Regions from separate parts of the Homo sapiens genome. Here region 2 is linked to region 1. A link is an interaction called in ENCODE POLR2A ChIA-PET data of the cell type or tissue named here. Cell type or tissue: Panc1. All regions are shown on one strand. Links, peaks and the distances in the headings refer to the core of each region. The heading gives the core; the rest is flanking DNA. Region 1 overlaps MAP4K2 (mitogen-activated protein kinase kinase kinase kinase 2). Region 2 overlaps MAJIN (membrane anchored junction protein).

What was found. ChIA-PET counts read pairs that join two places held together with the same protein. Peaks named below come from ENCODE experiments on the same cell type or tissue, not always from the same donor. Only the 100,000 strongest peaks of a DNase experiment are listed, where the experiment ranks them.
Region 2: POLR2A ChIA-PET joins it to region 1 with 10 read pairs; 5 of 35 experiments call an interaction of 5 or more read pairs at or near these places.

What each region holds. Positions count from the first base shown.
Region 1 is chr11:64,794,451-64,799,815 of GRCh38, forward strand. It overlaps MAP4K2 (mitogen-activated protein kinase kinase kinase kinase 2), which reads right to left. Exons shown (of 32, transcript NM_004579.5): 13 at 5,155-5,233; 14 at 4,971-5,029; 15 at 4,344-4,387; 16 at 3,176-3,214; 17 at 3,051-3,084; 18 at 2,825-2,930; 19 at 2,654-2,742; 20 at 2,532-2,573; 21 at 2,359-2,443; 22 at 2,184-2,263; 23 at 2,043-2,103; 24 at 1,823-1,940. Among named protein-coding and RNA genes, the nearest start is that of MAP4K2, 6.1 kb to the right of the region's middle. RefSeq lists silencers at 1,707-2,001, 3,474-3,674, 5,327-5,365. In Panc1, for the core only: no CTCF peak of the experiment used is centred there; no DNase peak of the experiment used is centred there.
Region 2 is chr11:64,966,459-64,971,823 of GRCh38, forward strand. All of the region lies in intron 1 of MAJIN (membrane anchored junction protein), which reads right to left. Among named protein-coding and RNA genes, the nearest start is that of MAJIN, 3.0 kb to the right of the region's middle. In Panc1, for the core only: no CTCF peak of the experiment used is centred there; a DNase peak (open chromatin) is centred at 2,823; H3K4me3 peaks cover 211 bases; H3K27ac peaks cover 117 bases.

The sequences.
Region 1 (5,365 bases), core at 218-5,217:
CCAGGTTCAAGCTATTCTCCTGCCTCAGCCTCCCGAGTAGCTGGGATTACAGGCGCCCGCCACCATGCCCGGCTAATTTTTGTATTTTTACTAGGGACGGGGTTTCGCCATGTTGACCAGGCTGGTCTCGAACTCCTGACTCAGTTGATCCACTCGCCAAAGCCTCCCAAAGTGCGGGATTACAGGCGTGAGCCACTGTGCCTGGCCCCCAGGCAAACTCTTAACAGCTCCCCAGCTCACCAGGCTGCTCCGCCCCAACACATACTAACATATACTTGCTCTTCCCCCTGCCTGGAGTGCCATTCCCTACCTCACCTGCCTAGAAACCCTGACACACTTTCGAACCTCCCAAGCTTGCCCGGTCTCTGAGGCCTCTCCACACCTCCCAGCTCTCCCTCTAACTGGACCTCAGTACCGGCTGCTAACTGTCCACATTTCCCTTTTTCTTTTTTTTGAGACAAGGTCTTGCTCTGTTGCCCAGGCTTCAATGCAGTGGTACGATCGCGATCACAGTTCACTTCAACCTCAACCTCCTGGGTTCAAGCAATCCTCCCACCTCAGCCTCCTGAGTGGCTGGGACCACCAACACACAACGCCATGCCTACATCACCATGCTCAGCTAAGTTTTCGATTTTTTTTTTTTTTTTTTTTGAGATGCAGTCTCACTCTGTCGCCCTGGCTGGAGTGCAGTGGTGCAATCTCCACTCACTGCAACCTCTGCCTCTAGGGTTCAAGTGATTCTTCTGCCTCAGCCTCCCGAGTAGCTGGGACTACAGGTGCGCACCACTACACCCAGCTAATTTTTGTATTTTCAGTAGAGACGGGGTTTCACCATATTAGCCAGGCTGGTCGTAAACTCCTGACCTCATGATCCGCCCACCTCGGCCTCTCAAAGTGCTAGGATTATAGGCCTGAGCCACTGCGCCTGGCCCCATTTTTTGATTTTTTGGGCTTTTTTTCTTTCTTTTTTGAGACAGACTCTTGCTGTCGGCCAGGCTGGAGTGCAGTGGCGTGATCCCGGCTCACTGCAACCTCTGCCTCTCAGGTTCAAGCGATTCTCCTGTCTCAGCCTCCCGAGTAGCTGGGACTACAGGCATGTGCCACCACGCCCGGCTAATTTTTTTTGTATTTTTAGTACAGACGGGGTTTCACTATGTTAGCCAGGATAGTCTCCATCTCCTGACCTCGTGATCCATCCGCCTTGGCCTCCCAAAGTGCTGGGATTACAGGCGTGAGCCCCCCCGCCCAGACTTTTTTGATTTTTTGTAGAGACAAGGTCTCCCTGTGTTTTCAGGCTGATTTCAAACACATGGCCTCACACAATCCTTCTGCCTCGGATTACAGGATTGGGATTACAGGCATGAACCACCACACCCAGCCCCGCTGTTTCTTGAAAGCAAGGACTCATGGGAATCCTTGAAAGCAAGGACTCATGGGAATCCTTGAAAGCAAGGACTTGCCCATCTCCCCCATTTCTTGAAAGCGAGGACTCATGGGATTCTCCATGTCCCGAAGCCCAGCATAGGGGCCAACATAGCATAAGTGCTCAGTAAACGTTTGCTTAACTGTCAAGCCCCACATCCGAACAACCACAGCTCCTACAACTTGGAAAGCACTTTCACATCCACTGTCTCCTTCTTGCCTCCCAACAAGCCGGCGGGAGGGGGTGGGAAGGCCATCAATTGTATTGACAGAGGAGGAAACGGGCGCTCAGAGAGACAACACGTCTAAGATTGCTGCAATCCCAGGAACTGGCAAGGCCATGTTCCAGCCCCTCCCTGCCCCTCTGCCTCCCGCTCCCTGCACGCCCAAGATCCCTGACCTGGGGATGATGCGCTGGGTGAGGCGGTTGGTGGGGATGGAGAGGGGAACCTGTTGCTGTAGCCTCCGCTGCTCAAACAGGCCTGGGAGGTCATGGGCCCAGATGTGCGTGGATTTCCCTGCAGAAACAGGAAGAGGCCAGGCCTGGGGTGTTGGTGGGCAGGATGCTGAGGCGCTGGAGCCCCTGCGGACCCTGCCTCCCTGCCCATCCCACCTTGTACCTGAGAGTGACAGCAGCACGTTGTTCACGCAGTAGAGCCAGGAGCAGCGATGTGAAATCAGCTGGAGGCCACAGAGGGACAGATGGTCAGCACCCCAGGCCCCCACAAGGCCTCTGCCCCCCACAGCCAGCCGGGCCTCACCTTCTCCAGCGTATCCTCATGCAGTTCATGCAGGTTGAGTGTGTAGATGCCTTCCTCGGCCCCTACCACCAGGAACTGGTCTGCCAGTTTGGGCATGGGGTCAGAGGTCAGACATGGCCCCTGGCCCAAGCTGAGGGATTCCTTGGGCTCCCGCTTCCTCCCTGCCCCCACCTACCCCGAGTAACAGGGTGAATCCAGGTGACAGCAGCGTGGATCCGCAGGGGGCAGCCATTGAAGACCTTGGAGAAGCAGGCGCCCATCTGCAGAGGAGGCAAGAGGCTGGCGAGGGAGTGCAGGGGTGGTGGGTGGCAGGGCTGTGGGACTGCAGGGCTTGGGGCAAACACTTACATGCACCTTGGGAGTTGGGGGGAGCCCGTGGCAGGATGACCTCTGGGAGGGAGGAAAGGAGTCAGGGCTGATATGACAGCTGTAGCCGCCCGTCTCCCCACCCCACTGTAGCACCCTCTTACCTCAGGATCCTCCCGCTGCTTCATGGTGGCCCAGGCCGTGGGCAGCAGTGGGGAGCTGTTGGGGCCTGAAGGAGGTGGGGGCAGGGTTCCTGCAGGCACAGGCGTGCTGTAATTTCCTGCTGTAGCCCCCACCCTGGGGCTGCCTCCTGGCCTCCCAAGCCTGAGACTCACCTGGGGGACTGGACAGAGGCTCCTCTGCTGGAGGGTCAGTGGGGAGTGGCCCTAGGAACGGGGCCCGCTTGATGGTTCCCATGGTATCGTCTGGGGAGTCCAGCTCCTGGTAGGAGGGGCAGGGCCCAGCCCGGCCGTTACCAGGTTGCCCTGTAACCACATCCCACTCCAATCGTACCCTCTGCAGTGGCCTGGATCCCAGCTCCAGCCTCCCTCTGTGTGGCACCTGGAATTCTGAGGCTGACCGAATAGTCAGACTCCTGTGGGAGGGAGATGAGGCGTGAGGCATGAGGTGTGACTGGCACCAAGGCCACCTGCCCCTTGCCCCTCCCCCAGGCCCACATCCCTCACCTTTCCTCCAGGGCCTCCTGGACCGACTGCAGCAGGCTCCTGGGCAGTGGGGAAAAGGGGTCAGAGGTCAACCTTTCCTTTTTTTTTTTTTTTTTTTTGAGACGGAGTCTCGCTCTGTCACCCAGGCCGGAGTGCAGTGGCGCAATCGCGGCTCACTGCAAGCTCCGCCCCCCAAGTTCACGCCATTCTCCTGCCTCAGCCTCCCAAGTAGCTGGGACTACAGGCGCCCGCCACCGCACCCGGCTAATTTTTTGTATTTTTAGTACAGAGGGGGTTTCACCGTGTTAGCCAGGATGGTTTCGATCTCCTGCCCTTGTGATCCGCCCACCTCGGCCTCCCAAAGTGCTCAGATTACAGGCATGAGCCACACCCGGGCTTTTTTTTTTTTTTTTAAGACAGAGTTTCATTCTTGTCACCCAGGCTGGCGTGCAATGGCAAGATATCGGCTCACTGCAACCTCTGCCTCCCAGATTCTCCTACCTCAGCCACCCTAGTAGCTGGGATTACAGGCGTGGGCCACCATGCCCAGCTAACTTTTGTTTGTTTATTTATTTATCTGAGATGGAGTCTCGCTCTGTTGCCCAGGCTGGAGTGCAGTGGTGCAGTCTCAGCTCACCGCAACCTCCGCCTCCCGGGTTCAAGCGATTCTCCTGTCTTAGCCTCCTGAGTAGCTGGGATTACAGGCGCCTGCCACCACACCGGCTAATTTTTTCTATTTTTACTAGAGACGGGCTTTCACCATGTTGGCCAGGCTGGTCTCAAACTCCTGACCTTGGGATCCGCCCACCTCGGCCTCCCAAAGTGCTGGGATTACAGGCGTAAGCCACCACAGCCAGCCTAATTTTTGTATTTTAAGTAGAGATGGGGTTTCACCATGTTGGCAAAGCTGGTTTCGAACTCCTGACCTCAGGTGATCCACCCACCTTAGCCTCCCAAAGTGCTGGGATTACAGGCATGAGCCACCCGCCCAGCCTAATTTTTGTATTTTAAGTAGAGGTGGAGTTTCACCATGTTGGCAAAGCTGGTCTTGAACTCCTGACCTCAGGTGATCCACCCACCTCAGCCTCCTAAAGTGCTGGGATTACAGGCATGAGCCACCACGCCCGGTCAGAGGTCAGCCTTTCTGCCGCCCCTGCCACCCCCTGCAGCTTCCCCATACCTCACTTACCCACTCAACTCTTCCTTTCCCAGTAGTGTCCACTCTTCCTCCCACTGGGGGAAACCAAGGTAGAGACCGGGGAAGAAGCAGAGACAGATGCAACGTGAGAGGGCGCTCAAGAGATTCAGGAAAGGAAAGACAGACAGACAGACAGACGGGAAAGGTGAGATGGAAACACACAGAAGATGAGAGAGACAGACAGTGGGAGGCAGAGCTGAAGACTGTGAAAGAAAGGGCAACAGACAGCGAGGGAGGAAGAGACAGGCTGGGGGGTGAGGAGAGACCAGTGACAGAGCCGATGAGGGCAGAGACAGAAAGTCAGACCACTGGGGACACACAGGTGGGAAAACGAGGCTGAGCAGGGTAGGGTGAGGGCTCAGGCACATGACGGCCTCCTTTTGGGAAAGGCATGGTCTCTGTGCTACCTTCCAGACACCCACCTAAAAGAACTTGGCCCAGGAAGGAGCCCCTAACCCTCCAGGTCCCTGGGTAGGACAGGCTTGCTTGGACAGTCTAAGGCCCAAGGCCCGAGGCCACCCAGCTTCAAATCTCCCTTGATTTGAGCTGCTCGGCCTCCATCCGACCTCCCTGCCCCACCTCTGGGCACCACCTTCCCCTCAAGGCCTGCCCACTCACCGGCTCATTCAGTGGGTCAGTTTCCTTCCTGCGTGGGGCGCCAAATTTCACCTGGTGAACTGGGGGGCCCAGAGTACAAGAGTGAAGGAGCTGGAGTCTCAGGATGGACCTCTACTCACACCAAATCCATGTGCACACAGGCCCCCCAAAATCTGCACACACACAGCCCCTGCTGCAGACTCACACTGGATCTCCGAGGGGGTCCTCTCGGCTGGGCCGTGCTGCCCCCGGGAGTGAATGGTGTCTGGAAACATGTCATAGGTCTAAGGAAAAACAGAAACAGTGTGGACACACCTGGCACGCGCCTCATGCCGGGGCTGCTCTAGGAGCTTCACACGCACCAGTGCGTTTTGCTTTCATGACAGCCCTCTGGGACTACTGTAAAATAAAATGGA
Region 2 (5,365 bases), core at 282-5,281, 170 kb after region 1:
CAGGAGGCGGAGGTTGCAGTGAGCCAAGATTCTACCACTGCAATCCGGCCTGGGCAACACAGAGTGAGACTCCATCTCAAAAAAAGAAAAGAAAAGAAAAAAGAAAAGGACTTTTTATATAAAGAGGGCAAATTTTACTAACCTTAATCCAATTCTGGTGAGATATTAAGGAGATAAGAATTGTACTCGTGGCCAGGCGTGCAGTAGCTCACGCCTTGTAATCCCAGCACTCTGGGAGGCCAAGGCAGGCGGATCACTTGAGGTCAGGAGTTCGAGACCAGCCTGACCAACATGGTGAAACCCAGTCCCTACTAAAAATACAAAAACTAGCTGGGCATGGTGGCAGGTGCCTGTAATTCCAGCTACTCAGGGGGCTGAGGCAGGAGAATCACTTGAACCCGGGAGATGGAGGTTGTAGTGAGCTGAGAACACACCATTGCACTCCAGCCTGAGCGACAGAATGACTGTCTCAAAAAAAAAAAAAAAAAAGAAAGAAAAAGAAATGTACTTGCTAGGTTTATAGAAAGATATACTTGGCCAGGTGTTGTGGCTCATGCCTGTAATCCCACTTTCAGAGGCTGAGGCAGGACTACTTGAGCCCAGGAGTTCGAGACCAGCCCGGGCAACACAGTGAGCCCTCGTCTGTATCATATAAAAAAAAGAAAAAGGCCAGGTGCTGTGGCTCATACCTGTAATCCCAGCACTTTGGGAGGCTGAGTCGGGCAGATCACTTGAGGTCAGGAGTTCGAGACGAACCTGGCCAACGTGGTGAAAGCCCGCCTCTACTAGAATATAAAAATTAACCGGGCGTGGTGGTGGCGCCTGTAATCCCAGCTACTCTGGAGGCTGAGGCAGGAGAATCACTTGAACTCAGGAAGCAGAGGGTGCAATGAGCCGAGATGATACCATTGCACTCCAGCTTGGGCAACAAGAGCGAAACTCTGTCTCAAAAAAGAAAAAGAAAAAAGAAAAAGAAAAAGAAAAGAAAAGGAAAAAGAAACAAAGTGCTGGTTTCCCCGTAACATGTCAGGGAAGCCCATTCTAAGTAAGTGACTAATTTCTAAAGGAAGAATATGAGCTAGTGAGGCACAAATGGAGAATGGATGGTGGGTCTGGGGTGGGTAGAGGAAATAGCAGGTACAAGAGTACTCAGTTGAGAAAAAGCATGGCACTTTCAAAAGAGAGAAGTACAGTAACCCGAACACAGTGGGCAAGAAAGACAATGCTACAAGGTGAGACTATACAGATAAGTGAGTCAGTCAGCACATATCTGAGACCCTACAGTGTATCAGGCACTGTTCTGGGCACTAATATGGTAAGTAACAAGAGAGACATGATCCCTCGTCTTTAAGGGCTTACATTTCAGGAGGTGTGGAGAGCAACATTCAACATATAAATAAATAAACAAATATAAATTGAGGTACTCTAAATAGCATCAAGAAAATAATATGTGGTTTTATTTAGGATGACTAGAAGGCTGCTTTAGCTAGTATGGCCAGTGATGGCCTTTCAGAATAAATCACAACTGACTTGAGGCCTTCATGGAAAGGAGCAACGATCACGGGGAAAAGCATTCCAAGCAGAAAAATCAGCAAGTGCAGATGTCTGTGATGAGTTTAATGGACAGAAAGGTCAATGTGGCTAGAACATTGAGAATGAAGAGAGAGAGGAGGGAGATGAAGATGGAGTGTTAGGCAGGGACCAGATCGTGTAAGGCTTGTAGGCCATTGTAAAAAGTCCAGATTTTATGCCAAGGATTTTATAAAGGGGAGATAACTGATTTGATATATGCTTTATAAATATCTAAATATCTATTCTAATTTTATTTTAGAGACAGGATTTCTCTCTGGCGCCCAGGCTGGAGTATAGCGACACAATCACAGCTCAGGGCAGCCTCAACCTCCCAGGCTCAAGCAATCCTCCCACCTCAGCCTCCCAAGTAGCTGGGACTACAGGTGCCCACCACTATACCCAGCTAATTTTTGCAGAGATGGGGTTTCACTATGTTGCCCATGCTGGTCTCGAACTCCGGAGCTCAAGTGATCTGCCCACCTCGGCTTCCCTAAATGCTGGGATTACAAGCATGAGCCATCAGGCCAGGCATGGTGGCTCACGCCTGTAATCCCAGCACTTTGGGAGGCTGAGGCGGGCGGATCATGAGGTCAGGAGATCGAGACCATCCTGTGAATGGTGAAACCCCATCTCTACTAAAAATAAAAAAAAATTAGCTGGGCGTGGTGGCGGGTGCCTGTAGTCCCAGCTACTCAGGAGGCTGAGGTGGGAGAATGGCACGAACCCAGGAGGTGGAGCTCGCAGTGAGCCGAGATCGCACCACTACACTCCAGCCTGGGCCACAGAGCGAGACTCTGTCTCAAAAAAAAAAAAAACAAGAATGAGCCACCAAGCTTGGTCCAAAATATCTAAATATCTGGTGACTGAAAGGAAGATGAACTGTAAGGGGACAGGAGGAGAAATAGGGAGACCAGTTAAGAAGCTTCTGTAGTCGTCCAGGAGAAAGATGCTGCTGATTTGGACTTGGGATTTTAGAAATTAATAAATAGTTAGATTTGAGATATACTTTAGACTAACTAACGGACTAGATGTGGGAATCAAGGATGGCTCTCAGATTTTTTTGCCTTTGCAATTAGGTAGACAATGGTACATACTCTACTGAGATGGGGAATAATTCTAGGGAAAGAGATTTGGGGTGGGAGGGAGCAGTGAAAATTAGTAGTTGTGTTTTAAGTCTAAGAGGCCTATGAGACATCCAAGTGGATATACCGAGGAGGCAGTCTCCTAGTGTGTAAGGGACAGAAATCAGAACGGAAATATACATTTGAGTCACCAGTGTTTAGATGGTATGTGAAACTACTGGAATAGATGATGAGATCATCCAGGAAGAAATTATAGAGAAGGGATGAGGGCCTTCCTTATAAGCCAGGTTACAGATTGTGGAATCTGTTGTCAGAGCAATCAGAAGGCACTGAAGGGTATAATAAAAAAAAAAAACGACATGACCAGATGGCTGTGACTTAAAAAAAAAAAAAAATCCCTCCTGGCTGCAATGTGGGAAACAACCCGGAACAAGAACAGATGAAAGGAGACCAGCTAGGAGCCTCCTGCGGCTCAAGGCAGAAGCTGACAGTAGCCAGGTCTACAGTGATAAAAGTGAAGATGACAAAAGGTGAACTGATTTGGAAGATGGTACTCAGGAAGCTGAGGCAGGCAAGACTCTGTCTTTTTTTTTTTTGAGACGGAGTCTTACTCTGTTGCCCAGGCTGGAGTGCAGTGGTGCGATCTTGGCTCACTGCAACCTCTGCCTCCCGGGTTCAAGCGATTCTCCTCCCTCAGTAATGACCTGGTGACTTGATAAGGTGAGGGAGAGCGATGACTCCTGGTTGCTTGAGCAACTAACTGAAGAGGTAAAAGCACCATTTTCTGAAAACAGGAGCCTTGGAAAGTAAATTTTTGAAGGCAAGATGTTGAGTCTGTATCTGGAGATGCTGAAGTTTGAGATGCCAATGAGATAGCCAAAGAGAGATTCTAGATAAGACTGCTGGAAACTGGCTTCCTACCTGCAGATACATACATGAAGGAACTAGAGTTCAAAAAAGTGAAGGATGGGCCAGGCGCAGTGACACTTGCCTGTAATCCCAGCACTTTGGGAGGCCAAAGTGGGTGGATCACCTGAGGTCAGGAGTTCGAGACCAGCTTGGCCAACATGGTGAAACCCCATCTCTACTAAAAATACAAAATTAGCCAGGTGTGGTGGCAGACACCTGTAATCCCAGCTACTTGAGAGGCTGAGGCAGGAGCATCGCTTGAACCCAGCAGGCAGAGGTTGCAGTGAGCCCAAATCTCACCATTGCACTCCAGCCTGGGGGACAAGAGCAAGACTCCGTCTTTTTTTTTTTTTTTTTTTTTTTGAGACGGAGTCTTGTTCTGTTGCCCAGGCTGGAGTGCAATGGTGCGATCTTGGCTCACTGCAACCTCCACCTCCTGGGTTCAAGCGATTCTCCTGCCTCAGCCTCCCAAGTAGCTGGGACTACAGGAGCCTGCCACCACACCCGGCTGATCTTTGTATTTTTAGTAGAGACCAGGTTTCACCATGTTGGCCAGGATAATCTCCATCTCCTGACCTTGTGATCCACCTGCCTCAGCCTCCCAAAGTGCTGGGATTACAGGCATGAGCCACCGTGCCTGGCCCACACTGTCTTAAAAAAAAGAAAAAAAGAAGAAAGAAAAAGAAAAGGATGTTCGGCAAAGTATACCTGCTGGCATCTTTCTGCCCACTTGCCCAGATGCCAAGATTCAATCAAGGCTCTGGGGAGTGGCACAGAGATCTCAGTGCCATGACTCATATTTACTTGCAAGGTGCAATCGGGCATTTGAAAGCCAGAAACTCATTCAAATCAAGACATGATGTGACAGGAAATGTTTCAGTGGAAAAAATCTTGTTTTCATGGCAACAGCTAGGCTGGGGTTGGAGGGTGGGTATAGACCAGAGGAGCACTTTAGTTCCTGGGGAAAGTCTGTGGTAAGAAGGTGGGGTGTGGCCGGGCAAAGCGGCTCACACCTGTAATCCCAGCACTTTGGGATGCCGAGGCGGGTGGATATCCTGAAATCAGGAGTTCGAGATCAGTCTGGCCAACATGGTGAAACCGTCTCTACTAAAAACACCAAAATTAGCCGGGTATGGTGGCGGGCACCTGCAATCCCAGCACTCTGGGAGGCAGAGGCGGGTGGATCACTTGAGGTCAGGAGTTCAAGACCAGCCTGGCCAACATGGTGAAACCCCATCTCTACAAAAATACAAAAATTAGCCAGGAGTGGCGGCGCATGCCTGTAATCCCAGCTACTCAGGAGGCTGAGGCAGGAGAATCGCTTGAACCCAGGAGGCGGAGGTTGCAGTGAGTCAATATCGCCCCCACTGAACTCCAGCCTGGGCGACAGAGCGAGACCCCGCCTCAAAAAAAAAAAAAAAAAAAAGGACGGAGGAAGTTGCGGGGGGGCGGGGAAGGAGGAGGAGGAGGAGGGTGAAGCGCTGGGTGTGGAGTGGGGAAAGGGCAGTCTCTGGAGTCGGCGGACGACAGCAGGGTCCCCGTACTGTGTGCCGGTCACTCGCCCGAAGGAGGGGACAGAGGCCTGGAGCCCCCCGGTCTACCTCGCACGCTCCCGGCCTGCGACCCGCGCTCCGGTCCCGCGGCCTCCCCGTGGGAGCCCTGCAGTGGCACGGCCTGCACCCTGGGCGAGCTTGCTGGGTGTCCCGAGAGCCCGGCGCTGAGAAAGGGACCTCAGGGGGCAGGGGGGACTGCACTTCGGCGGCGGAGGGTGGAGCCCGGCCCGGAAACTTCCCTCAGAAATA